Regions from separate parts of the Homo sapiens genome. Here regions 1, 3 and 4 are each linked to region 2. A link is a loop called in an ENCODE intact Hi-C map of the cell type or tissue named here. Cell type or tissue: endothelial cell of umbilical vein. All regions are shown on one strand. Region 1 overlaps PRELID2 (PRELI domain containing 2). Region 2 overlaps PRELID2 (PRELI domain containing 2). Region 3 has its middle 490 kb from the start of PRELID2. Region 4 overlaps LOC105378211 (a long non-coding RNA gene).

Evidence for each region. Peaks named below come from ENCODE experiments on the same cell type or tissue, not always from the same donor. Only the 100,000 strongest peaks of a DNase experiment are listed, where the experiment ranks them.
Region 1: it touches region 2 in a loop (3-fold over the local background); 2 of 110 quality-filtered maps call a loop at or near these places.
Region 3: it touches region 2 in a loop (3-fold over the local background); 6 of 110 quality-filtered maps call a loop at or near these places.
Region 4: it touches region 2 in a loop (2.1-fold over the local background); 4 of 110 quality-filtered maps call a loop at or near these places.

Annotation. Positions count from the first base shown.
Region 1 is chr5:145,749,047-145,757,046 of GRCh38, reverse strand. It overlaps PRELID2 (PRELI domain containing 2), which reads left to right. Exons shown (of 7, transcript NM_205846.3): 7 at 1-703. Among named protein-coding and RNA genes, the nearest start is that of PRELID2, 82 kb to the left of the region's middle. In endothelial cell of umbilical vein, no CTCF peak of the experiment used is centred here; a DNase peak (open chromatin) is centred at 3,916; H3K27ac peaks cover 1,771 bases.
Region 2 is chr5:145,822,502-145,830,501 of GRCh38, reverse strand. It overlaps PRELID2 (PRELI domain containing 2), which reads left to right. Exons shown (of 7, transcript NM_205846.3): 2 at 7,368-7,425. Among named protein-coding and RNA genes, the nearest start is that of PRELID2, 8.8 kb to the left of the region's middle. In endothelial cell of umbilical vein, a CTCF peak has its summit at 4,643 (motif pointing right); DNase peaks (open chromatin) are centred at 551 and 4,661.
Region 3 is chr5:145,345,811-145,353,810 of GRCh38, reverse strand. It overlaps a transcript of PRELID2 not described here. Among named protein-coding and RNA genes, the nearest start is that of PRELID2, 490 kb to the left of the region's middle. In endothelial cell of umbilical vein, a CTCF peak has its summit at 6,590 (motif pointing right); DNase peaks (open chromatin) are centred at 3,110 and 6,430.
Region 4 is chr5:145,475,663-145,483,662 of GRCh38, reverse strand. LOC105378211 (a long non-coding RNA gene) reads right to left here. Exons shown (of 3, transcript XR_007058983.1): 2 at 4,610-4,662; 3 at 3,738-3,822. It also overlaps a transcript of PRELID2 not described here. Among named protein-coding and RNA genes, the nearest start is that of PRELID2, 360 kb to the left of the region's middle. RefSeq lists an enhancer at 3,793-4,293. In endothelial cell of umbilical vein, no CTCF peak of the experiment used is centred here; a DNase peak (open chromatin) is centred at 4,152; H3K27ac peaks cover 481 bases.

The DNA of each region.
Region 1 (8,000 bases), 73 kb after region 2:
TCTCTGCTTTTGCAAACACAGTCTACTGGGGATAATTAAATCTTTTCAGAGTCGTCATATATGTTTTTAATTCTTTCAGGCCCTACTTAGTTTTGTTAAAGTCCCTACACTGAAGGCTCCAGATACATTTGCTCTTTGAGTTCTACCATGGTTTTTAGAGTTTTTCTTTTCCCTCACTTTTATCTGTCATTTATCTCTCCCATTACTGTGCCTACCTCTAGGAAGCTTTCTCTAATTTGCCCTGGGGTTGGGAAATTGTGTAACTGCATACTATATGTTGAATAAGAGTAGAGAGGATTTGAATGAGGTTTTGAGAGGCTGTTCTAGCAATAAAAATGAATGTACTTTGCTACATTGACTTGGTGACATTATTTCAGTGGCTCAACTCTCTTCCCCTAACTTACTTCTTTATCCTCATCTGCAGTTGTCATATTTGTGAACTCGCGGCAAGTGAGATATTGCTAGAAATAATTTCTCTTGATCAATAAACCATTGTCTCCCCCAGCTGTGTTAGTGTTTTTGTGTATTCAGTTCTATAATGTGAAACTTAAGAGGATTAAAACTCAAAAAATGATCAGGCCAAATTTTTATGTGGGATGAAGTGTTTCTGATTCAGTGTTATTGTGATATAGAGCTATAAATTAGTTGTTTACCTATGAAATTCCTTCCTGCAGTCATTCTGAAATAAAGTTGTTACAGCTGATATTTATGTGTGCATTCTAATTTTGGGGGGTATCCCATCTCTCAGCCAAGCTTGTGGTTATCATTTATAGTAATAATCCTAGTCCTTTTCAGCTGCCCCAGATGAGGGTGTTATCCTGACCATACGATGTTAGCTCCCTGCCTTCCCTCAAGGTGAGACATTAGAGTTTCTTCCAGAAATAAGCAGAGGCCACCATTATTGAGTGACCTGGGTGGGCCAGGTGCTAATGGAACGAAGGACCAGGACCTGCAGAGGGAGAAGTAATGAAGCCCAACATGGACAAACAGAATGAAGCCAGGTGTTTCCAAAGGGTGAAGGAGAGAGAGTGTAGCTTCTTGTTGGCCTGTGAGGCTCAGCTCTATTTTCTGTACTTTGTTTCTGTTTCGTATTTATCCTTTCATTTGTCCTCATTTTACTTGAATGTGTTTGGGTGGGTTTCCGTGCCTTGTTACCAGAATGTCTTGTCCACACCCTGTTAATGCTAGAGCCCAGGTATGGTGATGATCCTTCCTTTAGGGGTAGAGCCCTAAGTTCAGCCAGCATTTATTGAGCATCTGCTGTGTGCAGGAATACGGCAGGATTTGTTTTCTCTTTTGGTCCAGTGTGTCACTAGAAGGCGTGTATCATTATATGAGGGAGCTTTAAAAAGTTCATAGGAAAATGGGATTAAAAGATAAAAATATAAACTTTATTTCTCAGAATAAGCTCTATCAAATTCAAGAGACTTTTTAAAGCAATGATACCAGCCATTTAGTCCATCCCTAAAGAACTGAGGGTCTTGGGAATTTAACCAGGTCAATGCAGTCTTTTTTACATTATTAACTGAAGAAAAATTGGTTGCCTTTAAAGGTTTCTTTTAAGATTAGAAAACAAAAAAAGTCAGAAGGATCCAAGTCAGGACTGTAAGGTAGATGCCTAATGATTTCCCATGAAAAATCTCATAAAATTGTCTTTAATGAGAGGAATGAGCAGGAGCATTATTGTGGAGAAGGCCTCTGAGGAAGCTTTCCTGTGTGTCTTTCTGCTAAAGCTTTGGCTGACTTTCTCAAAATACCCTCATAATAAGCAGATGTTGTTGTTTGCCCTCCAGAAAGTCAACAAGCAAAATGCCCTGAGCATCCCAAAACACGGTTGCCACGACCTTTGCTCTGGACCAGTCTGCTTGTGCTTTGACTGGACCACTTCTACCTCTTGGTAGCCATTGGTATGATTGTAGTTTGTCTTCAAGATTGTACTAATAAAGCCATGTTTCATCTCCTTGTACAATTCTTTGAAGAAATGCTTCAGGATCTTGATCTTACCTGTTTAAAATTTCCATAGAAAGCTCCACTCTTGTCTGCACCTGATCTGGGTGCAATGATTTTTACACTTATTGAGTGTAGAGTTTGTTCAACATTAATTTTTCAGTCAGAATTATATAAGTTGAACCAACTGAGATGTCTGTGGTGTTGGTTATTGCTTCTGCTAATTGCCATCCTCTTCAACTGGGGCACAAACAAGATTAATTTTTTTCTTAGAAATTGACGTGGATGGCCTGCCACTGTAGGGTTCATCTTCAGCATCATCTGGTCCCTTCTTAAAATGAGCTATGCATTTGTAAACTGCTGATTTCTTTGCAGAATTGTAAGACATCAATGATTTCATCATTCATCCCAAGCTTCACCATAGATTTGATGTTTTTGTTTCAATCTTAGCAAAATTTATGTTGTTCTGGTAGGGGCTCTTTTCAAACTAATGTTTTAGCTTCCTTAGTACCTCAAACCAGATCCTGTTTAGACATATTATAACAACTTAGTATGAGTTTATTTTGGTGAAAAAAATTGAAATTCATGCATAGTTTTTCATAATATGCATTTTCCATGAATTTTTAAAAGATTCCGTGCACTGACAGATGGCAGTAGTGGGAACCAATTGATGGTAAGACCAGACACAGTTATCTCTTGGGTATATCAAACAATGATTACTTATTTAAAGGATGCAGAAGAAAAATTAGCATAGGATGCACAGTGGAGAGATCAGCAGAAACACATAGGTTTGTGGCCCCAAAGCTCACCAGCAAATAATGTCTGAGTGAGAGAAGGGCATGTTATACCTTTGGTGAGATAATAGCTTCTCTCTAGCCCAGCCTTATATACAGAAGGGTGGAGCTGGCTGCATGAGACCACCTCATCTGAGTCAGGTAGGAGCTCTGCAGTACACAAATTGCAAGGTACAGGACATTGAGGTGTAAATGTTTTTTACCTTCAAGCTGTTCTGATGGTTACAGCCTGGTTTGAGGACATCCTTGAATTCAGGCTGCAGTATCAGCACAGTGTTTCCCTGATGTCTCAGGGCAGGAGGGTAGCATGCTGACTTGTGTGGGCTAGTCCTGCGAGCCCGAGAACCTCAACACAAGCCTTGGAAAGACTGAGGAAGGTGGAAAGGGAGAGTCCTAAGAATGGCAAAGTCACTGTGGTAGCGACTCAGGACAGAAGTTAACTGAAAGAAGCTTAACTTACAGAATTTTGAAATGCTGTCTTCAAAATTTTAAATGCAGTATTTTATACCTTAGCTGCCAATTGGTAAAACCTGGGGAACTTTAAAAAACACCGATGCCAGGGTCTCACCCTCAGAGATTCTTTCTGGTTTATTGGTCAGTGTTGCTGGCCTGATGCAGGCCCCAGCATCAGGGTTGCATGTAGCTCCCAAGGTGATCCTGAAGCCATGGGCAGTTATTCCTACCAAAGCCAGAAGTCATGATGTTCTCTTATCAGTAGTAACCTTTAGGAAGCTTGCTGGAGAAGGAAGTTTGAGACAAAAGATCTCTCCTTTCTAGTGTTTTACCTCAAGTCCTTCAGAAAAATACAATTCACTGTCCTAGAAAAAAGTGCCTCAGTGCCTCTTAAATGCTAATAGAAGAAAAGAGATTCTAAAAATACTACTTCGTGCACAGCCTGTTTGGTTATGATCAAAAGTTTAAGTTGCATTTGTTGGAATAGAACCCCTTGCAGAAAAAGGATCCCACAGTAACTCCAGACACTTGATTGTCTTGAAGGGTTAACCTGAGTAACTGCAGGGCCGGACCTTAAGATGTAGCTGTGGACTGCATGCTGTGCTAGAGGCAGCAGAGAGAAAATAGCAGCCACTATCCTGTTAAATTAAACTCCACAGAGCTATTCTCCAGCATTCTCAGAGAAGGTTAGAGCCATTTCGTGCCTGCCATCTGTTAGGCTGCTGATGGAATCATTACTTCTTTGTGCCGGTGCCAGGATAAACTTTTAGATCCGATGACAAAGGAGAAAATGCGAACTTGGCCAGTTGCATGTTTTTGTTTTTCCATTTTAAGTTTAGGTGTCTCCTTACATTTGAAAACTCATCAATTGTTTAAACTTTAAAATTACTGCACTGCCAGTTTCTTCAGTGGTTTGTAGGGAAATTATTTTCTGGGCTGAAGCCCCTTCTTTCATTTGTGTTTGTTTAAGAATGTAGTCATTAGTCTTGCAGAAACCAAAGTCATTCTTGTCAATCAGAGAAAAAAACCCAAAAAACAAAAAACAATTCCCTGGGCCCCAGGACAGGAGGCTTACAGAAAGCAGGCAGGAAGGGTTTAATGAATGAATCACCCCAAAATATAGTTATTGTAAATGGCGACAGGATGTGGGGTGAGGAGAGGAAGAAAGAAACTAAGAACCCTACCAAGGTCATAGCTGTCACTGACTAGATGAGGGTGATGGAGGAAAACCTCTATTGTCTGATATTTTCTTTCACAAATGACATTTTGGAGAATTGGAAGATGTAGCATGGAGGTCTATAGTGTTCAATTCAATCCGTCTCCCGAACCCTGCCCCCAACATATCTTTAGGTATGGCAAGAAAGTTTAATGACGCTTTTCTGCTAGTTTCTTGGTGATTGGACATAAAGACCTTAAAAATCTTGGAGTCGCATTGGTGGCACTAGATGGCCACAATTTTATGGTTTCCGATTGCATTAAACAGTATGCATCAGATTACTATTGGAGCTATTCCAGTATGGAAAGTAGTCTTTCTGTACGTGTCAACTCAGAAGCCAGCATTGTAACTTGTTTCTTTAGGTGTTAATTGTTCTGTCAAGTGCTATGAGAACCATTTCTTCTTGGAAAAATAAATGCTAACAATGTTTTTTTGAGCCTTATTAAAGGAAAGGGTTTTGCAGAGAAGTATTGGGGAAGAGCGAGGAGTCAGCTAGACATTTAGTTTTCTGCTGGTCTACCTCTGAAACCTCCTTCTGGGGGGTATTGCATGCAATTCTCAAAACAGGGTATTTGTTCTCTTAGGGATCTGCAGTCATCTCTGTGAGGGGTGTGTTAAGCCACAGCATAGACCGACAAAAACTTTTCTTTTTTTGAGATGCAGTTTCACTCTTGTCACCCAGGCTGGACAGCAATGGCACGATCTCAGCTCACTGCAACCTCTGCTTCCTGGGTTCAAGCAATTTTCCTGCCTCAGCCTCCCGAGTAGCTGGGATTACAGGCACCCGCCACCACGCCTAGCTAATTTTTGTATTTTTAGTAGAGATGGGGTTTCACCATGTTGGCCAGGCTGGTTTTAAACTCCTGACCTCAGGTGATCCACCCGCCTCGGCCTCCCAAAGTGCTGGGATTACAGGCGTGAGCCACCGTGCCTGGCCCAAAAACTCTTCTTTTGGAGCATTAATTTTTCTCAAAGCTTTGTGGAAAAATGGTATTTTTATATTACAACAGGCAAGCAACTTTGTAGAAAGTAAAATTGGAATGGATTGTTAATTTTTAAAAAGTGAGACTTAATTGTGTTTGGGGCACTGGAAATGCTTGGAATGCTGCCTAACACACAGTAAGTGTTATAGTTGGTTGAATGTAATGGAGATACCAAAGAATGGCAATTGCATATGGTTCAGCCTAATACAATTACTTGTGATCAGTACATTGCCAAATGCTCCAGAGCCCTGTTCTGCTGGTAGGGATCTGGGGTCTCTTGAAAAAGTTAGAGAAGCCGTGATTGAGGCCACCCCCAATCACTGGAACTCCTGAAATTTCCATGTTCTGCAGAATCAGCCTATGTTCTCGCAGCATATCCAGGAAGCCTGGGTAAGCCTTGCCATCAGCAGCATCATGGGTTATTTTGAATACTGAGTTAATATAGAGCTCTTAGTTACTAAAGCTCTTAGTTGAGAAAGAAGTCCTATATATCAATATAATGAGCATTTATCAAACATTAAATTCTAGATGATTTTCCCTGTAGTGTATGTGTTTGGGAAACGCTGTTTCCTCTTTTGTTTTCCTGGTCAGAAAAAAATGTAATTTGTCAATATAATGCTTGTAACATACCAGTTTTTCCTAAATGGAGGCAGTTCAGATATACCTCTATACCGCAACATCTCTAACCAGTCAGTCTACAGTGTTTAATCCAGGGTGCTTGTTAAAATCAATGGGAATTGGTATAATTAGTCTTGAAGGGGTAAAGTAACAAACACAATGGAAAAAACTAATGAAGCTGTGTTGTGATTCTTGATTCTTGTAATTATATTGGTGCAGCTGGTTCTGCTTTAGTGATGCTCTTACCATTTCCAATAACACCTCTTTTCTGGTTTATTCTCTCAGATATATTTTAACTGTTATCTGAAATGGGAATTGTATGGCAGTTGCCAGCAGGAATAACCTTTTTTAAAGTGTACAAAATGCACATATTTCTATTAAGAATGGCAAATATGGTAGTATCCCAACTTCTTTGTTGAAATAGCATATCCTGGTCAGATCTGAATTTCATGTTATAAAAGTGAAATTTGAAAATTTGGCAATAGATTAAGATGAAAACTTAAGAAATCTTAGCATCTGATTTGATTCCAATATTTTTTGAGCAATGGCCACAAACCAAGCTCTGTGAAATTTAGGGATTGCATAATGTGGTGGGTGAGAATAAGGGCTTAGGAGCCAGCAGCTAAACTGGAATCCTGGAAGTGCTGTGTACTAGCTGTGTTATTTAAGCTGTTTGGATTTCATTTTCCTCATATGTGAGGGAGTAACAATAGTGCCTACTTTATGGGGTTGTTGAAAGGATTAAATGAGTTGAGACATGTAAAACAATTGGAGCAGTTCCTGGCACATAGTTAAACACTCAGCAATCTCTAGAAGGATTGCAGAGTTGGTATAGATTCTTAAATGTTTAGTAGAATTCTCCAGTGACAACTTCTCGGCTTGGTGATTTCTGTTTGGGGGAGATTTTAAATTATAAATGGAATATTTTTCTTTTTTTTTAATTTAATTTTTTAAGTTCTGGGATACATGTGCAGAATGTGCAGGCTTGTTACATATGTATACATGTGCCATGGTGGTTTGCTGCACGTATCAACCCATCCTCTTAAGTTCCCTCCCCTTGCCCCCCACCACACAACAGGCCCTGGTGTGTGTTGTTCCCCTCTCTGTGTCCATGTGTTCTCATTGTTCAACTCCCACTTATGAGTGAGAACATACGGTGTTTAGTTTTCTGTTCCTGTGTTAGTTTGCTGAGAATGTTGGCTTCCAGCTTCAACCATGTCTCTGCAAAGGACAAGATCTCATTCTTTTTTATGGCTGTGTAGTATTCCATAGTGTATATGTACCACATTTTCTTTATCCAGTCTATCATTGATAGGCATTTGAGTTGGTTCCATGACTTTGCTATTGTGAGCAGTGCTGCAATAAACATACATGTGCCTGTGTCTTTATAGTAGAATGATTTATATTCCTTAGGGTATATACCCAGTAATGGGATTGCTGGGTCAAGTGGTATTTCTGATTCTAGATCTTTGGGGAATCGCCATACTGTCTTCCACAATGGTTGAACTAATTTACATTCCCACCAACACTGTAAAAGTGTTCCTATTTCTCCACAGCCTCACCAGCATCTATTGTTTCTTGACTTTTTAATAGTCACCATTCTGACTGGTGTGAGATGGTATCTCATTGTGGTTTTGATTTGCATTTCTCTAATAATCAGTGATGATGAGCTTTTTTTCTGTGTTTGTTGGCTGCATAAATGTCTTCTTTTGAAGTATCTGTTCATATCCTTTGCCCACTTTTTGATGGGGTTGTTTTTTTCTTGTAAATTTGTTTAAGTTCCTTGTAAATTCTAGATATTAGACCTTTGTCAGATGGGTAGATTTCAAAAATTTTATCCCATTTTGCAGGTTGCCTCTTCACTCTGATGATAGTTTCTTTTGCTGTGCAGAAGCTCTTTAATTAGATCCCATTTGTCAATTTTGGCTTTTGTTGCAATTGATTTTGCTGTTTTTGTCATGAAGTCTCTGCCCACGCCTATGTCCTGAA
Region 2 (8,000 bases):
GAATGTAGCAGTGTAGAAAGTGGGTCTTCTCTGGAATCTCACTTAGACCTTTTTAATGGGCTTGCCTTTCATGAGCTGGATTCAGAGAACTTCTTAAATTTCATCTGCCTGAAATTTAAACTCATTAAAAAGGATCCAGAGAGCTATTATATTGACTGGATTTTCTTGTTTATATCTAAATGAGGCCAGAGAAGTAAAGATTTTTCTTACCTTCAGAAGGTTGACTTTCTTTTTATGCTGTGGTCAAAGGAGTCATAGTGAATAGAATATCACCTTCATAGGTGGTGATTTTTGTCATTTGTTTCTGATGTATCCCAATTACCCAAAGAGATCCTGGAACATAGTAGGTACTCAGCAAATCCTTGCTGAATGAATGAATGAACTGACTCTTTTGGGGATTAGCCCTGTGCAATTTTAGATTGAAGTCAGTATGGGATTCAGAAACATGTCCTTACTTTGGATACTGTAATAAAATGGACAGATTAAAATATTGATAATTTCTTTGCTTTGACAGAATGACCCTGGGTGTTATTTATTTTGGCTGGGAGCCTGGTGTGCTGAACAAAATGGTTTGAATGTTTACTCTTAAGCTCATAAAGGGGATTTATGAAGGGCTATTTCCATTTAGAGTAGAAAGTTGATTGGGTAATTAATAATGTTTCCATTTCTGATCCTATCTTTTCTCCCTTGCAAATCTGACACTTACATGTTATCTTTTGTCACATGCTGTACTAGTCTTTCTTCACTTTTGTCTTCCTGTCCTCAGTTCCACTAGAAGATTAGGCATGATGTAAAGGAGAATGGTGCAGATGTGCAGAATGTGGGCTCTGACATTGGATGGGGTGGGGAAGACAGGGATGGAGCGCTGTTAGCCCTGTGAGCTTGGACAGGTCAGTTCATTTTTCTGTGCCTCGATTTCCTCATCTGCAAAATGAGAATAATAATCACTGTCTTCTGGAGTTGTTGGAGAAATTAAATTGGATAATGCTTACAGTTATATGTAATATACCTAGCTTAATTTCAGCACACAGCAGGCTCCTTTAAAGTACTTGTTGAATAATGATAACAACAACAATAATTTGTTGCATTTATTTCATGAACCTGAAAATAAAAAGCTGAGAGAAGTGGCCTCAGAAATCATTACTAACTTAGAGTAATAAAGGAGAGAGTGAGCATGAATAAAGGTACACATTTGAATTAGGAATATTTTCTAAATGCCATTTGAACAATTGTAAAGTATACTTAGAAACTTATCTAATGGAGATTGTGGCTTAATCAGTGTATAAAAGACAGAAGATATTGGCCAGGCATGGTGGCTCATGCCTATAATCCAAGCACTTTGCAAGGCCTAGTTGGGTTGATCACTTGAGCCTAGGAGTTCAAGACCAGCCTGGGCAACAGGGCAAAAACCCCATCTCTACCACCACCACCACCACCACCACCAACAACAACAAAACCCCAAACCACACAGACACAAAAACAAAAAACCCCCAAAATTAGCCGGGGCATGGTGGCACACACCTGTAGTCCCAGGTACTCGGGAGGCTGAGTTAGGAGGATCGCTTGAGCCGGGAGGCAGAGGTTGCAGTGAGCTGTAATTGCATCACTGCACTCCAGCGTGGATGACAAAGTGAGACCCAGTCTCAAAAAAAAAAAAAAAAAAAAAAAAGATTTTTTTCACTATCTAAGTACATGGACCTGTCTTCAAGGAGTTCACTGTCAAAAGGGACAGAGGAGGATATATTAATTTTCATGATAAAGGCTTTCTTGGGGGCATATGGCAGACATTACATTGTAGTATGGGGCAAGATTTATATTTTAATTATAAATCCATGAAAGCATTTAAACTATTTAGAAACAGTTGTCTTTTTAAAAACAAGTAAATATTCTCTCCAGCACTCTTACTTCTCTGGTGCAGCCCTTTCCCTAATGCTAGTGTGGAGTGAAGTGTCAGGGAGGCCTTGTATCTTACACAAATTCCGAACTGGTAAAGCACGAGCTTCTGAGTTTTTTATTAGTCTAGGAAAATCAGATATATTATCTTCTAATCATTTTAAAATCATTGTGTAAGTATTTTTGGATTGCAGATAGATGCCAGCAATGTATTTAATGCCACACCACAGTAAATTGCAAGATAAAAACCAAAATCTTGAAACTTTTTAAGTCTTCAAAAGTGTTGATTCATTTGTTAGTAGCAAAACCAGCTACATTTATTTTCTACTTGCACAGTGCTAGGTATTATACTGTAATTAAATTGTTTCCTTTAATTCTTATAACAACTCTTTGAGGTAAGTATTTATTCTCATTTTACAGATGAAGAAACTAGGGCAGATTAAAGTGATTTGTCCAAGCTTCTCACAGATAGGATTCCAATTCAGATCTCTTGGGCTCTAAAATTCACTGTTTTCTAACATCGTGTCTTTAATTTTGTTTTTTATTTCTTTTCATTTATAAATAATTTGACTTATAAAACATTTCAAAAACAATATTGCAGAAACAAAGAATTCCCACATACTTTTTTCCAGCTTCCCCAAACCACAGTATACTTTTTAAAACCAGGAAATTAACACTGATACAATGCTATTAACTAACCTATAGACCCTATTTAGATTTTGTCAATTGTCCACTAGTATCGTTTTTCCAGTCTAGCATCCAATTCAGGACCCCACATTGCATTTAGCTGCCAGTGTCCTGCAGTGTAGGACGGTTCCTCAGTCTTTCCTTGCATTTCCGGACCATGGTGATTTTGAAGAGTGCTGGGCAGTTATTTGTAGTGTATCTTTAGCTGCACTGGGTTTATGCATACATTTGATGTTGTGATAAGAGGATTTTCCTCTGTGTTACAATGAAAAACTGTCTTTTCAAAACCTTCACTATGCCGTTGCTGATTATTGGGTCATTTTTGAAAGAAAGAGGCTGATGTGCTGTTGGTTGGCCTTTGTTTGGAACCATAGCTTTTCCTGGCCAGAAGGATCTTGGATGATCACCTGGTGGTTCATCACCCCGACCTCACAGATGGCAGCGTTGTAGTCTGCATGTCTTGGCTCGTTGCCCTTTGTTCTTTCTATTTCATCATCCTATTGAAAGACCAATGAACAGCCATTCCAAATACTTTTCAACTTAAGTACGTTTTGTCCTTGATCATTGAAATTTTGATTAATTTATAACTCGTTTCGTCTTGGTATAAAATCAACTTTGCTTTTCTTCTGAGATAGACTATGGTGTGGAGCTCATAAAAGGAATTTGGCATAGCTCATGGTGATTTCTTTCTGCTGCTAAACACCAAATCTCTTTTCAGCAGCCCCATCTCTTTGCATGTACATGTTTGGCAGCAGCCTAGATAACAGATTCCCTTAATGCTTATAACACGGGTATGTTAATATACCAGACTTACTGTAGGTCTTCTTTGCCTTCTTTGAAGGACTCTTCAGACAGATCTGTCAGTCACCTGCTTCCTTGTACTCTCTCTGGTAACCTCATTTGTAAATTGGTAGACAGTGACTCCTTTGGATGTCACTGACTGTTTCTGAGAGGGGAAGCAAATGTTATTAAAAAAAGGCATTGGCTTTTGAGCTTTTTGGAAAGTTCATATTTTAATAACTCTTTTAAGAGTAGGCTTTCTGAAAGCTTATGGGTTTTTTTTTCCCTCGGCAAATATGAATGCAAAATGTTATATCTTCATGAAGCTTCTCCCAGAAACATATTGAATATTCTGTAATTAGATGGATTCAGTTTCTTGCCTCTAACTTTTTATATATATGTGTTTGCTTTAATGCATATTCCCCCCCAATATTATGGAGTTCTTGGCTTATCTTTTAATATGTAAAAACTAAAGCAAGCAGATACAACAGCTTTAGGCACGTCTACATTTTACCCTTGTTAGACTGTTACATACATATGATATATACAGTGGTATTTGTAGTAGTTTCATGTCTTCGGGAAAGGAAAAGGAGTTAGTTTACACGTTCTGTGAAGAAATTAAAAATTATAAGGAAATGCAAAATGAAGTCAAATATACCTTTAAAAATCCCTTAAATCATCCATAAAGTAGTATAGCATACATGGCATATGTATGCAGCCTGTGGGATCGTTCTCTTGCACACTGCAGTTTGTGATCAGCTAAGCCAGGATCAAGAAAGACAAGGGCTTTTGGCAGATATCTGGGTCTTCAGATCACATTGCTTTCATGAGAGTCTCTAGTATGAAATGGGGATTGAAGAATCCCATGTGAACCTGCTTGTCTGCGGGCTTTACACTATTATATTTATAGCAGAAATACTCTGTATATTAATACTTGATAGGTTTCCACGCTTTGAGAAGGACTGAATGAGATCATGCGCATGGCAGCTTCTCTAGGATAGCACCCTGCGTGAACACAGTAGCTGCTCAGTTAAGTCTTTGATGGGTGTGATCCTGATTCAGCTTGATCAATTCTGCAGTCATACTGGATTGTGTTTGAAAAGGTGTCCAGAAAAACCTGGCCATCTGCCTCCTGTCTTCCCAGGTAAGTGTTCCTGGTATTGACCTCTGAGAAGCCTTCCCTCTTTCAACTTTTTCTCATGGGAGTTTTGGTAAATTTTCATGAATTAAAACATGAATATTCAGGTTACCACAAGATGGCGTCAGATCATTTCAAGTAATGCCAGGTAGGGGGAGCCTCAGTTCAATAAATCTTTAAAGAGGTTGAAATATGTGCCTTTCATAGTATGGTAGTTAGCTATTGCAAATAAACCCCTACTTTCTTCTACTGTTCTTCTATGGAAACTTGAGGCTCTTGGCTGTTCAACTCCAAAAATTATGTAAGTGTGAAGTATTTGAGTTTATAATGTTTAAGAATTTCTCTGATAGCTTAGTGAAGTAATCAGAACTTGAAAAATTTGATCATCATGTCTCCCTGGTGTTTACATTTTCAACGTCTTTTATAGTTTAGTTATCTTTCTACAACTTATGTTGAATTTGTAATATTCAGTCAATATATATTTATGGGTATGTAATGAACAAACTAGAACTGTAGTAAACGAGATAAGCACATTTTACTTTAGTGTACAAGTTATAATTTATACACATATAATCACAATTCAGAGGACCTGTGTGAGTCTCAAATATCTCCCTTGCTTTAGGGGTACTGTGTAAGCGAAAGTCTCCTTTCCTGAGGAGCAGAGTATCTAAACCTGACCCTCTGTCATGGGCATGTAACTCGGAAGGGCTGAACTTCAAGAAAGCAATCACTGTAGTTCCAAGTTTTTTTTTTTTTTTTTTTTTTTTTTTTTTTTTTTGAGACAGAGTCTCACTCTATCACCGAGGCTGGAGTGCAGTGGCATGATCTCGGCTCACTGCAACCTCCGCCTCCCAGGTTCAAGCAATTCTCCTGCCTCAGCATCCTGAGTAGCTGGGACTACAGGCATGCACCACCACATCTGGCTAATTTTTGTATTTTTAGTAGAGACAGGGTTTCACTATTTTGGGCAGGCTGGTCTCAAACTCCTAACCTCAAGTGATCCACCCGCCTCAGCCTCCCAAAGTGCTGGGATTACAGGCATGAACCTCCATGCCCAGCCAAGCATTTTTTTTTCTAGGGCTAAAATGAGTGAATGAATGAATATATAAATAAATAGATTTTTAAAAACCAAGTTTTTCATCAGTTATCAAGATTTCAGTTTCCAGGATGGAAGTGTGAATGACAGAGTTTACCAACATGAAACATGAAGAGATATTGAGGTTGCTGAAAGCTGAGCCACTGCTCTCTTCATAGATTGGTTTCTGACTGAAGGCAGGCTCATTTTCCAAATTGATCCCTGAGGTCATTGAGGTTTATATTCCCAATTTTTTATTTATCCAGAAAATATTGACTGAGTGCTTTTTATGTGCCAGGCATTACGCTGGCTGTTGGAGATACAGGAGTAACTGAAATAGACAGTATTCCTGCCCTCAGAGAGCCTGTGTTCTAATCTAGTGTCTTTTTGGGTCACAGATATCTTTAAGAATGTGTTAAAATGATGAACCCCTTTCCCTGAAAAATCCATTAATAAATCAATATCACACACACACACACACACACACACACACACACACACACGCCTGCTGTGGGTGGAGACCCACAGTCAGAGTTTTGTATTTCACTTCCTAGGGTTCGGAAAACTTAAAGCTCAAGTTTGCAAAGTGAGGGGCCTTTCTTCTTTCTCCCCTCAGCCTGCCTGCTGCTTTTGCCTTCTGCTCAGCACTTTGTGATGTCATGGATAAGACTTCCTGCCAATTTTCTTTTCAGATTTGATCACATGATACGTCGGTAAACCTCAGGGAAGAGAGTCCAAGGGGGCTCAGTAGGCTTTGGTCAGCAGCTACCTTGTCCTGTGGCTTCTAGGAGGTCACTTCTGCTCCCAGTGTCTCTCTTTTCACATCTGAGTAGTGGAAAGGATTGTGTTAATTTAACTCTTAGGTGATTTGGTGGTAGGTTAGGTGGGCAGGCTTTGCAGGCTGGCAGAAAGTATCGGGGGTAAATTATGTTACCCCCCAGATACACTATTCATTAGCTGGACAATTTGAGCAAATTATCTAATTTGTCTAAGCCTTATTTTTCATATATGAAGTGGAAAAAATAACACATACCTTATAGAATGGTTTTGTGAATTAACTGAGCTAATGTATCTAAAGTATTTAAATTGCCTACGACAAAAGCAGTGGCTATTATCAACCTTGTCACAGCCAAATTGCTTTTCAGGGGAATTAAATTAACATGTTAAATATTTATTGAGTATTTACTATGTGCCTAGCAAAGCATACTTCTATGACTATGCTACTGTGATGCTAACCCAGCCACCAGACAATGATATTAGACCACAGTGAAGAGGTCCACTCTGTATTAAACAGGCCTGGTTTAATTCCCTGGCTCCACCAGGAGCCAGCTGGGTGACCCTAAGCAATCCAGTCTTCATTCAGTTTCCGTATCTGAAAGATGGGGATGGTGGTATCACATAAATCAGTTATAACAGAGAGGCTGTTGGATTTAGACAAGATTGTGCAAGGAAAGCATTTAGTACAGTGCCTAGCACAAAGAACACTCTTGATTTATGTTAGGCTGGTTCAATATTAATAGTATTATTATTTACTGATTAGCTTAACCTCATCCCCCTCAGGGCTAGTTGGATCTAAAGAAGGTTTTCCCCAGATTTCATGTAAGTCAAGATGATGATAGCATCTCACTTATCTAGGCCCAAGTTATAAAATTAAGATCCATGATTCAAAACTGGGCTTTGTTTAGAAGTTTCTTGGAAAATATTTACTAGTCCTGCAGACAGCTGTGGTTACTTCTAAATAGTTCACCTTGGTAGAAGATTAATGGTAATTCTTTTTTATATATTTTTGTTTAGTACCCCAACCCCATGGATAAAAATGTCATCTCAGTAAAAATCATGGAGGAAAAAAGAGGTAAGTTCTCTGTACAGTTTTTTCAGTAATGATCATTAAATGATAGTGATTTTTGTAAAGATGTGTGTACGTGTGTGTGTGGCCTATTAGGTTTTTTTTAAAAAATTGTTCACCTGCAGTTTCTTCCATTATTAGTTTTTAAACAGGTATATTTCTGTACTTGAGGTGACTTAGAAAGGTGTGGCAGGTAGAGCACCAGGATTTGTGATAGTAAAAGGCCTGCTGATGCTTTTTGTCACTTTCTAACTAATAATTGATGACAACACTGAGCTATATATAATTGTAACTGCTAACATTTTTGAGCACTTAATATGTGGCAGGTACTCTTATTAATTCATTTAATATTCAGAACAATGTTTGGAATAGGTGTTAGACTACTCATTTAATGAATGGAGAAACTGGGATACAGAGAAGTTAAGTGACTTGCTCAAGGTCACATGGCTGTAGCCTATTATATCATTTTGTAGATGGCAAAATGCATATGATTAAATACGAGATATGACTATAAAGTGATGGCTTATGGAATCACAACTACTAGGCAGTGTGGTTTAGCATTGACTAAATCAGGAGTTGAC
Region 3 (8,000 bases), 480 kb after region 2:
CCATTCAAATATCATCTTGTATTGTAGTTCCCATAATCCCCATGTGTCACAGGAGGGACCCAGTGGGAGTAAATTGAATCATGGAGGCAGTTACCTCCATGCTGTTCTTGTGATAATGAGTGAGTTCTCATGAGATCTGATGGTTTTATAAGGTGCTTTTCCTCTTTGGCTTGATACTTCTCCTTACTAACATCATGTGATGAAGGAAGTGTTTGCTTCCCCTTCCACCATGATTGTAAGTTCCCTGAGGCCTCCTCAGCCATGCAGAACTGTGAGTCAATTAAGCCTGTTTCCTTTACAAATTACCCGGTCTCAGGTATTTCTTTTCTTTTCTTTTCTTTTTTTTTTGAGATGGATTCTAGCTATGTCACCCAAGCTGTAGTGCAGTGGCACAATCTTGGCTCACTGCAACCTCTGGCTCCTGGGTTCAAGCGATTCTCCTGCCTCAGCCTCCTAAGTATCTGAGACTACAGGTGTGCCCTACCACACCCAGCTGATTTTTTGTGTGTGTGTGTGTTTTTAGTAGAAACTGGCTATGTTGGCCAGGCTGGTCTCAAACTCCTGGCCTCAAGTAATCCACTCACCTCGGCCTCCCAAAATGCTGGGATTATAGGCATGAGCCATCATGCCCATCCTCAGGTATTTCTTTATAGCAGCATGAGAATGGACTAATACAGTAAATTGGTACCACAGAGAGTGGGGTGCTGCTATAAAGATGCCTGAAAATGTAGAAGTGACTTTGGAGCTGGGTAACAGGGAGAGGTTAGAACAGTTTGGAGGGCTCAGAAGAAGATAGGAAAACGTGGGAAAGTTTGGAACTTCCTAAAATCTTGTTGAATAACTTTGACCAAAATGTTGATAGTGATATGGACAATAAAGTCCAAGCTGAGGTGATCTCAGATGGAGATGAGAAAATTATTGGGAACTGGAATAAAGGTGATTCTTGTTATGCTTTAGCAAAGAGACTGGTAGAATTTTGCCCCTTCACTAGAGATCTGTGGAACTAGGAACTTGAGAGAGATGATTTAGGGTATCTGGCAGAAGAAGTTTCCAAGCAGCAAAGCATTCAAGAGGAAGCAGAACATAAAAGTTTGGAAAATTTGCAGCCTGAAGATGGGATAGAAAAGAAAAACCTATTTTCTGGAAAGAAATTCAAGCCTGTTGCAGACATTTGCATAAGTAAAGAGAGGCCAAATGTTAATCAACAAGGCAATGGGAAAATATCTCCAGGCCATGTCAGAAACCTCCACAGCAGCCCCTTCCATCACAGGTCTAAAGGCCTAGGAGAGAGAAATGGTTTCCTGGTTTGGACCCAGGGGCTTCCTTCTCTATGGGGCCTCGGGACATGGTGTCCTGTGTCCCAGCTGCTTCAATTTCAGTGATGGATAAAAAGGGCCAATGTACAGCTCAGGCTGTTGCTTCAGAAAGTACAAGCCCCAAGCCTTTGTGGCTTACATGTTGTGTTGGGCATGAGGGTACACAGAAGTCAAGAATTGAGGTTTGGTAACATCTGCCTAGATTTCAGAGGATGTATGGAAATGCCTGGATGTCCAGGCCACAGTTTCCTGCAGAGGTGAGGCCCTCATGGAGAACCTGTGCTAGGGCAGTGCAGAAGGGAAAGGTGGAGTTGGACCCTCCTCCACATATAGTCCCCACTGTGGTATTGCCTAGAGGAGGTGTGAGGAGAAGGTCACCACCCTCCAGACCCCAGAGTGGTAAATCCACTGACGGCTTACACCATGTACCTGGAAAAGCCACAGACATTCAACGTCAGCCCATGAAAGCACCTGAGACGGGGGTTGTACCCTGCAAAGCCACAGGGGTGGAGATGCCCAATGCCATGAGAGCCCAGCTCTTGCATCAGCATGACCTGGATGTGAGACATGGAGTCAAAGGAGATCATTTTGGAACTTTAAGGCTTAATGACTGCCCTAATGGATTTTGGACTTCAAGGGGCATGTAACCCCTTTATTTGGCCAATTTCCCCCATTTGGAATGGGTATACTTACCCAATGCCTCTACCTGTATTGTATCTAGGAAGTAACTAACTTGCTTTCAATTTTACAGGCTCATAGGTAGAAGGGACCTGTCTTGCCTCAGATGAGACCTGGGACTTGGACTTTTGGGCTAATGGTAGAATGAGCTAGACTTTGGGGGACTGTTGGAAAGGCATGATTGTGTTTTGAAATGTGAGGACATGAGATTTAGGAGGGGAAAAGGGTGGAATAATGTGGTTTGGCTGTATCCCTACTGAAATCTCATCTGGAATTATAGTTCCCATATTTGCCACATATTGTGGGAGGGACCCAGTGGGAGGTAATTGAATCTTGGGGGTTGTTCCCTCCATGCTGTTCTTGTGATAGTGAGTGAGTTCTCGCAAGATCTGATGGTTTTATAAGGGGCTTCTCCCTCTTTGCTTGGCAATTCTGCTTCCTGCCACCATGTGAAGAAGGATGTGTTTGCTTTCCCTTCTGCCATGATTGTAAGTTTCTTGAGGCCTCCCCAACCATGTGGAACTGTGAGTCAATTAAACCTCTTTCCTCTATAAATTACCCAGTTTTGGGTATTTCTTCATAGCAGTGTGAGAACACACTAATACACCCCTCCCAGAGAATCTGAGTGAATGAAACTTTTGGCTCTGAAATCAGACAGACCAGAGTTTGAATCCCATCTCTGCCATTTACTGGCTTTGTAAGCTTGGGAAAGTCACTTTATCTTTTGGCCTCAATTTCCTCTTTTGTAAGTTGTGGTATATTGCACCTACTCTCTGTGTTGTGAGAGTTAAATTACCTAAATATCCCAAATATTTATCTCATTGACTGGCTTATATCAAGTGCTCAATAACTGCCTGCTACTATCATTACACAGAATATCTTCATCATGATCAATAAGTAGATTCACTGGGCATGTTCTAAGACCAAATCTCACAAGCCAGGATGCTCCCTTTCAGGAAATTCTCAGGCTAGACCTGGAAGCCTGCAGGCTTCTCATAGTCTGGGCTGCTGCCACATATTCAAATTTTTGCCTTCCTTCCTGGAGCACAGGAATCTTACATATAGGAGTCCAGCCCCTGAATCATCTCAGCTCTGTGCTAGTGGTCCCCTCAACTCTGATTCATTGTGAGTATGGCAGTTTGCCATAAATTGTGCATGCATACCTGTGGACATGTATATTTATATAAGAGAAATCATGTATGAAAAATTAGAGTGAATCATGAGTGAAGGCTCCTCAAAAGAATAAGAAAGGAGTGAATACACTCATTTTCCAGTCTCCGTGGATGGGCTTCATAATGGCCTCAATCAACTCTCAACCTGTCATTTTGGTCTCACTACAGGCTAGCTATCTTCCTGTTCACTATCACATTGCCCCTGCCTCCTGGTTTCCCCTAAACTTTGTGTGATTTTGAAACTTGGAGCCCTGTGCCTTTCTTGTCTCTTACCTGCCTAATGAGTTCCCACTCATCCTTTAAGACCCAGGCCAAATACCACTCTTTGGTGAAATCTTTTCTCATGTCATCTAGACTGATAGTCTATGCCTCATTTATGTTTTCTGGCATTGAATAAATAACAAAATAAAATTAAGTGTTAAAGACTATTATGATTGAGAAACTACTACATGCTAAGGAGTCATCAGGCTTTATCTTATTTGATGCACATATAAACTTATGTCCATTTTACAGATGACAAAATTAAGATTCAGAATATTTAAATAATTTGTCCAGCATTACAAATACAGTAAGCAGAGTTCAATGTACGTCTAAAGCTTGTGCTCTTACCTACCAGGGCACTATTTATTTTATGGCATGGTTACCCCTCCAATAGGCTGAGATTCCTCATTTTTATTCCTCTTGGGAGCCCTCTTTGGCACATAATATGAGCTTAATAATTGTTTACTGAATAAATATTGATGTAAATCCTAAATAAATATTTGTCAAGTGAATAAAGGCTAAGCAGTAGTTTTTAAATTTAGATGATTTGATATGCAGTATTCCTTATTACTGTAGTACATTAATGGCCCTGTGATTTCACAGTTAGATTATTATTTCTTCGTGTGTTTACTTATAATAAAGACCATATTCTGAAATAGCTATAGGTCCCATGGATTTTAGTCTTTAATGTATGCTATTATATAATGCATAATATAAAGTTAACTATAGAGAATTCTTTTTAATTTCTCTACTTCTTTAATTGAAGATGGTTGTATATGTGGAGTGGGAAGATAATATGTTTTTGTCCTTTGAGATTTGCTGTATGAGTGTCTCTTCATGGTTTCAAGAAACAATTATCCTGCTAGGCACAGGATTTGTAAAAAAAAAATGAAGTCATATAATAATAAGTGGCTTCCTCCTCTGTGTACCTCCACTAGGAGGTATACTTGGGATTTGATTGTTGAATTTGGACTTTGAAGCTTACTTCAAATGGGAACCAATCATAATCCCAAAAGACACAATTCTTGCAGCCATAATGGCAAATGTTGAAATCTCAAAACAGCAAAGTCCCAAAAATATAATTCTGAAAAAAAATATTTAAAAATTCTTTAGAAGACATTTACTTACATTTCAAAAAGGGGGTTTAGTTGAGAAACATATAAAAACAGAACTGAATGCTTCATAGGGTATTTTCACAATAAAATAGGCAATAATAGCATATGTATTTTTGCAAGCACTCAAGTATACTAACAACAGTTGCATGGGTATAAGAATTATGAGCAGATAAATCATGTTCACAAAGACATAGGTCAAAAAAGGACATGTATAAATACGTATATCACTATGTTTGGTAATTATGTGCACCCAGATTTACAACTGCAGTCATCTGAAATACTATGACAAAAAACCTAACCCTTTTGATGAGATCTATCAAAAATTGCAGTGGATCAACATTGCATATATAGTCACCCAAAAAGCCAAGAACTCAAGAAATTTTATCTTTTATAAATGCAGATGTACAATGATATCTCTCCATTTGTTGAAAAGTTTCAACATTTTAACATACACATACAGTGCTTACACACAAAATCAACATTGTGATAATGCCTTTTCATGGAGTCAAATTTGCAAGAAATGCATGAACAAATTAGAACTCTCTAAATGTCTCTACACAATTATACCATTGTTGGAAAGGATGCAAAGATAAAATATGTAGAATAGTGAATTGTAAAAAAAAAAATGGCTGCAATTTATAATAGAAAAAAATCCTAAAAAAGGAAAAAGAAAGAAAAGCAATACCCTCTTGTCTTAACATATTTGTACTATTAAGAATTTATTGCATTAATTTAAGTGAGAGACAATGGCAGGTATAGAATGTTTCTGTTGGTGATGACTGTAATGCTACTGGGGGTGGGAGAAATTGATGGATTTGATCATTATATTTAAGAGGTAAATGGACAGATTTGGTTATAGCATAGAAAAAGGGACTATAAGGTTGGCTTCAAAATCCCTTGCTTGCTACTTGGATTGGTCATGATTTTATTCTCTCAGATTAGGAACAAAGGAAGAGCCCAGAGTTAGAGGAGAATATTGTGGTTTTATTCTTAGATTCACTGATTATGTTTTGATGGACTTCTGCATAAGGGAAATGGTAGGGCAATGGCAAAATGTGATGTGAAGATTTCAGCCACATTCACTAATGTGTTTATTGACAATGTTTTTATTTCTCTTGTTTGTTGCCACGTAACTTTTCTGATGTCTTTAACTGATCATGGATTCCTTGCTGACATAGAGGACCTCAGGATAAATTGCCTGTTTATTGCTTCTTAATGTTCTAAGACCTTGTTCTTTAGAAGATGTTACTGCCTGCTTGTTCAGGTTCTTTTTTTTCTGCTAAAAATACACAGTGACTCTGACCTAAAACATGGGAACCATTTGAATCAAAATGGTAAAGCGTCTTTCCCTCAATAGTTCTGCTAGGGGTAAACCTTGTCTTTTTAAAAAATAGACTTTCATTTTTAGAAATTTTAGATTTTCAAAAATACTGAAGAGATAGTACAGAGAGTTTCAATATATGCCAACAGACAGTTACCCCTATTATTAACATCTTATATTATCTACCACTACAGTATCATACAGAATATTTTCTAGAATCCTTTCAAACAGGGGTGGTATTATTTACTCAAAGGGGGTAAAAGCTGCTACTAAGAGGCAGGAAAGAATGAACCCTCAACCACCTCACTGCTCTGAAACTCCAAAACTCAAAAACTAGCACAAATAGCTAAAAATAGAAAAAGAAAACTCCATGGATAATAAAATAGCCACCACAAACCCTTATTTAAACTCCGGAATCTTTGTGAGCTACAGTGAAATTTGAATCAAATCCAAAGAGGAAGCCCAGGTTGATAGCATCTGCCCTATTTTTGAGGAAACAGCAATTTTCAAGAATGGTCTCTAAAAGGCCATATAAATGCTCCACTCGACATGACTACTAATGTGGGTGAACTGGAAAGATGCATTCCCCTTGAGGCTCATTTCTTCACTACAAAACTTTCAAAGAGGTGGGAATAAAAAGATCACATGGCTGTACCATTTTTATTTTTTTCAACTCAGCTTTCTGAATTGGAGTGGCAGCCTGAAGGCCAGGCTTGGCCATAGACACAGATCTAGCTTCGCCACTAGTGGGCAATATTAGCTGAACAGAAATAAACATGCACTGACCTTCTGTGCAGAAGTTTCTTAGATGCAGAACTTTGTGGTTTTACACCCTGTCCACCCAGGGAGATCTGCTGTTTAAGAAGGAAAACTTCTCTTTTCCCCACAGGACCAGCTATTTCCCCTTCCGATACACACATAGAAGCTTTAACACTATAAAATCAGATGAAGGGGGAACACTGACCATATCCACTTCAAAGAATGTGGATATATTTCTTTATCCAGATCAAGCAGTGTTTAAGACCATAGTCTAGGATGCTCACAGTTAATTTATTTGCTTTCAATTTCATCTCTCTTAGGCCTAAAATGGATGTTCTTCCTTTCTGGCATGTAAAGATAAGCAGAGTTCACACATAGGAAGTGCAAGTCCAGAGGAATTATCAATGCTTTGAGGCTAAAATCAGCTTCTTTCTCCATTGACAGACTAAAACATATCACCTGTCCAGAACTGAGAGTATAGTGTTCTCTTGAAAAGGGCCAGATGGTTTTGTCAATAATTTACTCTGACAGTGTAGAAATAGCTGGGCTCTAGGAAAAGATCCAGGTTTCTGATGCTCATTTTGCAATTATAGCCCTTCTAAATCTTATTCTTAGCTGCTATTAGTTTTAAAGCCCCTAAAATGGAACAGCCCTGTTAGGCTATCTTTAGTCAATAATTCCTTTCCCATTCTAAAACAATTTAGTGCATTATCTTGGGCCAAGAATAGGAGAAGGGATAGTATTTTCCTTAAATGATGTTACTAATGCAATGGGCAATGTTAGTGAACCTGTTCCTCAAACTGTCTCTTGAGTAGAAGCTATCAGTGCTGTCAATCTTACACATCTTAGCAATCAAACAGATATGAGATTAAGATCACCAAATGCTGACTGCAATTCAAATGTGAGCTTTACTTCCTCTGAGTCTTTTTTGGAATCCTGAGTTTTTATCTTTAGAGGAATTATTAATATTAACACTGTAAAATTAACTCATAGAATGTTAGTGCTGGGGGTACTTTAAGAATACATAACTCAATCCCTTTGCTTCACAGATGAATAAACAGAATTTCAAAGGCTGAGTAATTTGCCCTAGGTCACAGACTGGTGAGAAGCAGAAAAGAGACTAGAGTGAGAACTCTTAGAGAAATGGTCTTTAACTTTCTCTGTTTTGTCACTGTTTACACAAGCCTAGGACCAGCAGACTCCTAGCTATTTGCAATTTGCCTTAATGCTCATTTGCAGCTGGGACTCAGTTTATATATCTGAAAGTTGGGATAAAAATGCCTCCCCCCACAGTGTATTTGTGATTCTAGTGAGAAGTGTGTAAAATGGCTAAATGTGTACATATATGTGTGGGGTGGGGCGGGGGTGCGGGGTGGTG
Region 4 (8,000 bases), 350 kb after region 2:
ATTTAGTTCCTGGCTCTATCACTTGTTGGATGTGTGGTCTTAAGTTGGTAATACAACCTCTTGGAGTTTATGCCTCAGTTATTACCACAAATAATGCTGTATAACCAAGCCAAAGCAGATAAAAGCAGAATTTATTAGGCTCATGAGTCTGTGGATTGATTGGATGGCTCTTCTGGTCTGGACTAGACTAGGCTGGTCTTAGGACTGTGGCTAGCTCATGTGTCTGTCTGTGATGAGCTAATGAGTCAGCCAGGACAATGATGCAGTCTAGAATAGCCTCACCCTCTGCATAGCAAGCCTGCACTTCCACACATGGTGGCTCTGGGGATCCAAAACAGCTAGTAGAAACATGCTATTTGTAATGTAGGCTCAGAATGGTCAGAGTGTCACTTTTGTCTAATTCTACTGCTTGAGCAAGTCCCAGGGCCAGCCCAGATTCATGAGGTGGGAAACAGACTCTATATTTTGATGGGCATTGCTGCAAAGTCACATCGTACAGGGTGTGAACACAAGGAGACATCAACAATTGTGGGCGATTTTTGGACTTCATCTACTACAACTTCAGTCTATAAAATAGAGATGATAATAATAGTCCCCATTTTATAGGTGAATTGTGAAAACTGTTCGACAGGTGTCCTCAACCCGCAGGCCACACAGCAGGAGGTGAGTGGCAGGTGAGCCAGCGAAACTTCATCTGTATTTACAGTTGCTCCCCATTTCACGCATTACCGCCTGAGCTCTGCCTCCTGTCAGATCAGCAGCACATTACATTCTCATAGGAGCGCGAACCCTATTGTGAACTGTGCCTGTGAGGGATCTAGGTTGCATAAGTCTTATGAGAATCTAATACCTGATGATCTGTCACTGTCTCCCATCACCCCCAGATGGGGCCATCTAGTTGCAGGAAAACAAGCTCAGGGCTCCTACTGATTCTACATTATGGTGAGTTGTATAATTATTTCATAATAGCTTACAGTGTAATAATAATTAGAAATAAACTACACCATGAATGTAATGCACTTGAATCATACCAAAACCATCCCCTTCCCAACAACCCAGTTCGTGGAAAAATTGTGATCCAGAAAACCAGTTCATGGTGCCAAAAAAGTTGGGGACCGCTGCTGTGTGAGATAATGTGGAAAAAGCTGGATTGTTACCTGGCACTTAAGAATAACTGTAAATGTTGGAAGTTTGTTATTATTATATCATGTATCCTCACAGCCAACCATATGGAGATATTATTATATCCTCATCTTACAAAGGAAGATTATGGAGCCAGGATTCAAATGACAGTTTGTTTCACCTTAAAGCTTGTAGCACAGATTTCTTTCCTGTTTTGTTTTGTTTTTCCTTTCTGAATACACAAGCAGACATTTTTCATTCTCCCTTGCTGTTAGGTGTGACTATGTGATAAGATTCCAAATGGGGAACAGATTACTATGAGGTGCTTCCCTGCTGGCTCACAAAATCCTTCTGTGTGGGATCTTACATGTTCTTTCCCCTTTCATGGCTTGAAGCACATAGCACAACAGCTACATGAACCTTAGAAGTTATGTGATAAAGATGACAGGGCCACGGAATGAAAGGAGTCCACGTCCCTGAATCTCCATGTGGAAGAGAAATCCCTGCAGAACTGGAATTCTGATTTTGGATTTTAGTGAGCCAGAAGTTAAGTTTTATTGTGAATGAAGTGTTGGAGTTCGTTACATCAATAACTAATACAGTTTAGTTGTAACAAACTAATACCAACTGTAACAAATTCATTAATTGCAGTTAGGTTTTACTAGCTATTACAAATGAACCAATACAGAATTTAATTTCTAAAATACTGTGCTATACAATTTAGAATAGTTAAACCTTTCCTAGACAGTATTTTGTATATATGAGGCATTCTGATGTTTGTTGAAATGAGAGGATTCCAGAGCCAAGCATAAGCTTTCTAGTCACTTAATTCTATTGGTACTTCCTTTCTGCCTATGATTTCCTTTCTTTCTTTCTTTCTTTCTTTCTTTTTTTTTTTTTTTTTTTTTTTTTTTTTTGATTTCCTTGCTTTCTTATCACCCAGAGAAACTTGTTCCTTTTTGGTCAAAGTGGACTTAACAGGTTGAGGGACAGCTAATTTGGACCAGAAGATCCAATTCTCTAGAGTACCATTATTAGAATCCATTTTATCTACATAAACAAGATCAAATAATATTTTCAGGCAAAATGAAAAAAATTGAAGACCTTTTCTATAGATTGAAAATATTTGTTTTAGGGTCTCTGTGTTCAATTCTGAGGACAACTAGGGTCAGGGAGATTCTAAGAGGATTGAAAGTAGGTTTTAAGCACTCTTTTGTGGGAGGAGAGGAGTTAAGAATTAAAAGTTAAAAGAAAAAAGGTAGGAAAAAAGCTACTGAAAACAAACCAAATAAACCAAAGGTAATGCAGCCCTATTTGAAGCCAATGAGAAAAAAATTTACACTACATTCCCATTGGCCCAGAAAGAGGAATTCATACTAATTGGCACGATTATAGAAGCTCTAGGTGAAAAGTAGGGCTTTTATCTTACGATAATTATATGAAACCTCTGCTGTTGACCCCACTCAAATAATGTAACTTCTGCCTTACAGGACCAAAGAATTATAGAGGCTGACTATAAAAATTTAGAGCCATGGAGTAAGAGGTCTAGTTACATCCCTTAGAAGGAGAACAATTAGCATACAATGGCATCTCAGTGAAATAGAACTTAACTTTTAAAACATTTCCATTTCTATTCGGTAACCTCGCTTTGAAAGAAAAATAATATAGTTGACATTTAATGAATACTTACTATTTGCCAAGCAGTCTGAGTTGAATTAGAAAGAGGCAATTAATAAAATCAAGTTGAAATCAGAAATTTTATGAAAGCAAATTTTCCTCTTTTTTATTTTTTAAATGTAGCAGATCTCAGGGAGGCTTTGAGTAGAGGAAAAAATCACTTAACAAAGTCTTAGGTGGAGTCTTGGTTCTGGCACTTGGTCAAACAGTCCTTTTTATTCATCTGTAAACTGGAAATAATGATATCCTCCATTGAAGATCAATGAAATAAAATATGTGAGGGCATTTTTCAAGCCACAAAATGTAGGGTAAATGTAATTTAACTGTAATTTTACACTTACATACACATATTTAATTATTTTATTTACAGTGGATTCTGGCAGGAACAAATAGCACAATGAAGGTTTTGAGAAAACTTAAAAAAATTTTGCACGTGGTTAATATCTAGGAAACACCCTGTATATCATTGATACTTCTTTGTTACCCAATAAGCAAGCAAAAACCCACAACCCAATAAATATATTACAACAAAAACCCACTCCAAAACACAGCAAGGTACAATAAGCAAATACATCTGCAGGTGATTGCTATATGATGGAAACTAGTAAATGACATAATTCACTAATATTTTTTATTTCTTCCAGTAAGTCATTAGATGCTTAAGAGAAGCGGCTTATGACAGTTTTCATTTTCATTAAATATTTATATTTACTAATGGCAATTGTTCTGACAAACTGGGTAAATTGAGCAACTTAGGAATTTATGCTTCAAAAATAGAAGTTCTGGAATTCCTAGTGAGCAAGCTAATGCTTGAGTCATTAACATGCCATTGATTTTATAGTTAAAAAGCTGGAAAGGAAATATAGTGAGTGTTTTAAATGTTGTGATAGTTGTTTATCTTGATACTTAAATCACAAGTCTTTTGATTGTAGATATCCATTAGCTATGAAACATGCTCCTGTGGATTTTTCAAAGGATCCTCTTTCAGTTCTCTGGGGTTATCTTACCCCCCTTTTTTGTCATCTATGAGGAAGAAAATGACAATGAACCATTCTTGCCATGTAGTGGCTAAGGAAAGGATCATAAGTTTCAGAAAATTGGAAGACCAGAAATTTGAATACAGGACAAAATTTCTGTTTCTGGAAGGCAAAAGACCTGAGTTTCTGGGGAACTATGAGAGATTAACTTAACCATAATTATTCAACATTAGTCCAATACATATTTACTGAGCACTTACTGTGCACCAGGCGCAGTGCTCAGGATGCAGTAATGAACAAGAAAACACTGTGTCTGAACTCAGGGTACTTAAGGCAGACAATTAAGTGAATGGTAATAACACAATGTGAGGAATGTGATGACAGGAAGCTGTGAGCACACATACACAGGGGCCGTAAGTTCAGGGACTGTCTTCCTGATGAGTGATGTATGCTGGGCTCTGCAGGATGAACAGGAGGTAGGAGTGTTCCAGGCCATGGAAACAACGTGTGCAATGGCCAGGAAATTAGAAAGAGTATGGTGTGTGTTGTCAAGCAAATGGGCTCGCTGCCTGATGCACACAGAAGCCAATAACTATGGCACCAACTTTTGAGAAAAGAAAGCTTTCTTTCAGCAAAGAGACAGAAGCAGGCTCAAATCTGTCTCTCTGATTTGGGATCTGGGGCAAGTTTTAAGGGATCAGAGAGCAAGGGAAAGGATTTAGGAACGTTGGTTTGGCAGGGTCTGATTGGAGGGCTTCAGATTTGAGCATTTACAGTAAAGTATGTTGAGGCAGATTTTAGCCTTGGATCTTCCTGGCCAATGGAGTCCTTACTTCTTAAAGAGTTCTGATGTTCAGGTTCTGGTCAAGTCTCAATCTTCTTGATTCTGAAGGCAGAGGGGAAGAATTGTGACTTCTGGGTATTGTTAGAGGTCAAAGCTTTTTCTATTGCACATGCCCAGGCTATACAACTTGCAGTTTTTGGCTCTGTTATGGCTAAAAGGCAACCTGATATTTTGTTATCAACAGAGTAGATCCAGTTTGGGCTGGTCCCACAGTTACACATGTTCCAGCCACCAAAAGACAGCGTGGGTAAAATAGTTATCGAATAAAACCTAACATGAGCTACAAATGTGAGTCATACAAGTAAACATAACATTTATAATTCTAAACTTTATAGCAGTCACATTAAAAAAGTAAGAGGAGGCAGATAAAATTAATTTCAATAATATGTTTTATTCAGCCACAAATGTCCCAGAAACTATCATTTCAATGTGTAATCAGTATAAAATATTAAGAAGACACTTTATATTTTTTTTCTTTTTCTTTATTTTTTGGAGACGGGGTCTTGCTCTGTTGCCCAGGCTGGAGAGTAATGGCGTGATCTTGGCTCACTGCAACCTCTGCCTCCTTGGTTCAAGCGATTCTCCTGCCTCAGGAGGATCCCCCAGTAGCTGGGATTACAGGTGCGCACCACCATGCCCGGCTAATCTTTTGTACTTTTAGTAGAGACGGGGTTTCACCATGTTGGCCAGGCTGGTATTGAACTCCTGGCCTCATGATCTGCCCGCTTCTGCCTCCCAAAGTGCTGGGATTACAGGTGTGAGCCACTGCACCTGACCTATATTATTTTTTTCATACTAAGTCTTTGAAGTTCTGTGTGTTTTTCACGTGAGCACAGCTCTATTTGAACTAGCCACATCCAAGTGTCCAAAGTCAAATGGCTACTACCCTGGACAATACAGGGCCTAGACAGTAGAACAAGGGCTCGAGTGGTGAGAGATGGAAATGAACAAGTAGAAAGGAACCAAATCTTGAAATTTATTTATTTATTTGTAACCCATTTAATTAGACAAAGTGGTCTTTAAGGTTCTTCTAGCCCTAAAATTCAGTGAACCACTAGCCTATCTTAATGTAGGAGTGGTAAGAAATAGCCCAAACTGACTGTTCTCACCTTAACATCTCAAATTTCTCTTCCTCCCCACTTCCCCCTTTCCCTCCTATTCCTCTTCCTCCTCTTTTCCTTCCCTTTCTCCTCCTCCTTCTCTTTCTTATTCTTTTTATTCTTTTGACTAAAAAGGTATTTATACATGCCACTGACCCAGGAATGCCACAATGCATATACTTGCACTCACATAAAATTTTATTTAAAGCTAATTTCTCTTGGTTCATTTTGTAGGGCTTCCATTTGACAGTATTTATAGTAGAATTTTATATAGTAGATTTTACCTTCTGGTGATAGCACTTTCAGTTTTCTTTGGGAACTGTGATTCATTCCTCCATTTTAAGTCAATGTTGTCCAGGTGTGGCTAGCCATGCTCCAAGTCCAGGGAGAGGTGTGTCTTAGGCCTATGCATGCATTCTTGGCCATAGCGATTGGTTCACTGATGGGCCTGTTGCATAAATCATATGAATCAGGGCCAAACAGAGCTCATTTGGGGAATTTTTCTTGAGCTATTGGGATATAAGTATATACTATTCTTTCTGTTGGTAAAATTATTCATAGGATAGGATAGGATGTGGACTGCAGTGGATGGCCGCCATCTTGTCTCTATGAGGAGAGACCTTGCTTGAGAATGAGCAAACACAGAGAAATGTAGAGCAGTGAGATGGGAGAAGCAGAGCTTTGAGAAAAAGCCTTTTGTGCTCCTGGATCCAGCTGTACCTGAAGTGCAAAGATCCAATCTTGGTCTTTCCAGTTTTATAAATCTCTGTATCCTCTCTCTCTCTTATTCGGATAAAGCCTCTTTGAGTTGGAGGTAGATCTGGAGTTTCTACCACTTGCCATGAAAAGATTACTGGATAAATCTTCAATAAGATTATTGTCAACTGAAACAGTTTACAGAATGGGCTCCAGAATTATATTATAGAAAAACATCATTGAATACAAATTCTAATGCCTGAAAAATATGTTTTTTCTATGAGCTACTATTAATTATTAACGAATTAAGGCATTTGCTCATTTTATTCAATGTTTATTACAAATATATGATTTATCAGGCACTGTGTTCTGCCTTATGTGTTATATTGTGTCAATTATTTTCCTGATTGTTTTTCTCATTCCTCTGTGCGCTTTTGGGGACAGAATACTCCTGCCCAACACCACATAAAAAGGAGAATTTATAAATAAAAATAGAAGCAAGATCTATGCATGTGAAAGGTGTTTCATTCTTTTTTAAAATTGCAAGTCTCATACTCTTTGAGAAGGAACAATTAATAAATTTTTATTTTTTTAAGATGGAGTTTTTTCTTTTCACTCTTGTTGCCCAGGCTGGAGTGCAGTGGCGCAATCTCGGCTCACTGTAACCTCCACCTCCGGGGTTCAGGCGATTCTCCTGCCTCAGCCTCCCAAGTAGCTAGGATTATAGGTGCATGCCACCACACCTAGCTAATTTTTGTATGTTTAGTAGAGATAGAGTTTCACCCTGTTGGCCAGGCTGGTCTTGAACTCCTGGACTTAGGTGATCCACCAGCCTTGGCCTCCCAAAGTGCTGGAATTACAGGCGTGAGCCACCACTCCTGGCCTGGAACAATTAATTCTTTCAAATTTATCTTCTTCTACTTTACGCATGTCACATAATTTTCTGCATATTTTTCTAACTATAATTTTGGAGAACTTTAGAATTGATTGTCTCCCAAAATTGTGACTAGAATAAATGGGCAGTTCAAAAATAAATCCACATCTAGACCTTACCCCCAGTGCATCAGAATCACTTGGGATGATTATTTGAAATGAAAATTCCTGGGCTCCTTTTGTTCAGAGATACTAAATTGGAGTCTTTTTGGTAGAGTCCTTAATTTATATTTTAACCAGATGCTTTAGAGAATCACATGCACAGTTAAGTTTTAGAATTACTTGGTTGCTTAGGAAAACAATCCATAAGCATTGCAGGATAGAGTGAGAACATGGACTGGCTTTGAGACTTAGACCATTAGCATTTAAATATTATTTATCTACTTTAGTCCACCTGACAACAAATAATTATTTTTAATGATTATAAACATTTCACATGGGAAAATATTTTATAAATATTATTCACCTATTAACGTATGAACAGAATTTTATTAGTCACAGGTAAATACTATAGATCATAGAGACTATTTATTAAATTTAATTATAGCATGTGAACTCTGTCTAATGAGAGATTAGCTGACCAATATTAACTTAAGCTGGAAAAGCTGGGCTAATACTATTCTTTTCAAACAAGAAATAAATCTTGTTCCT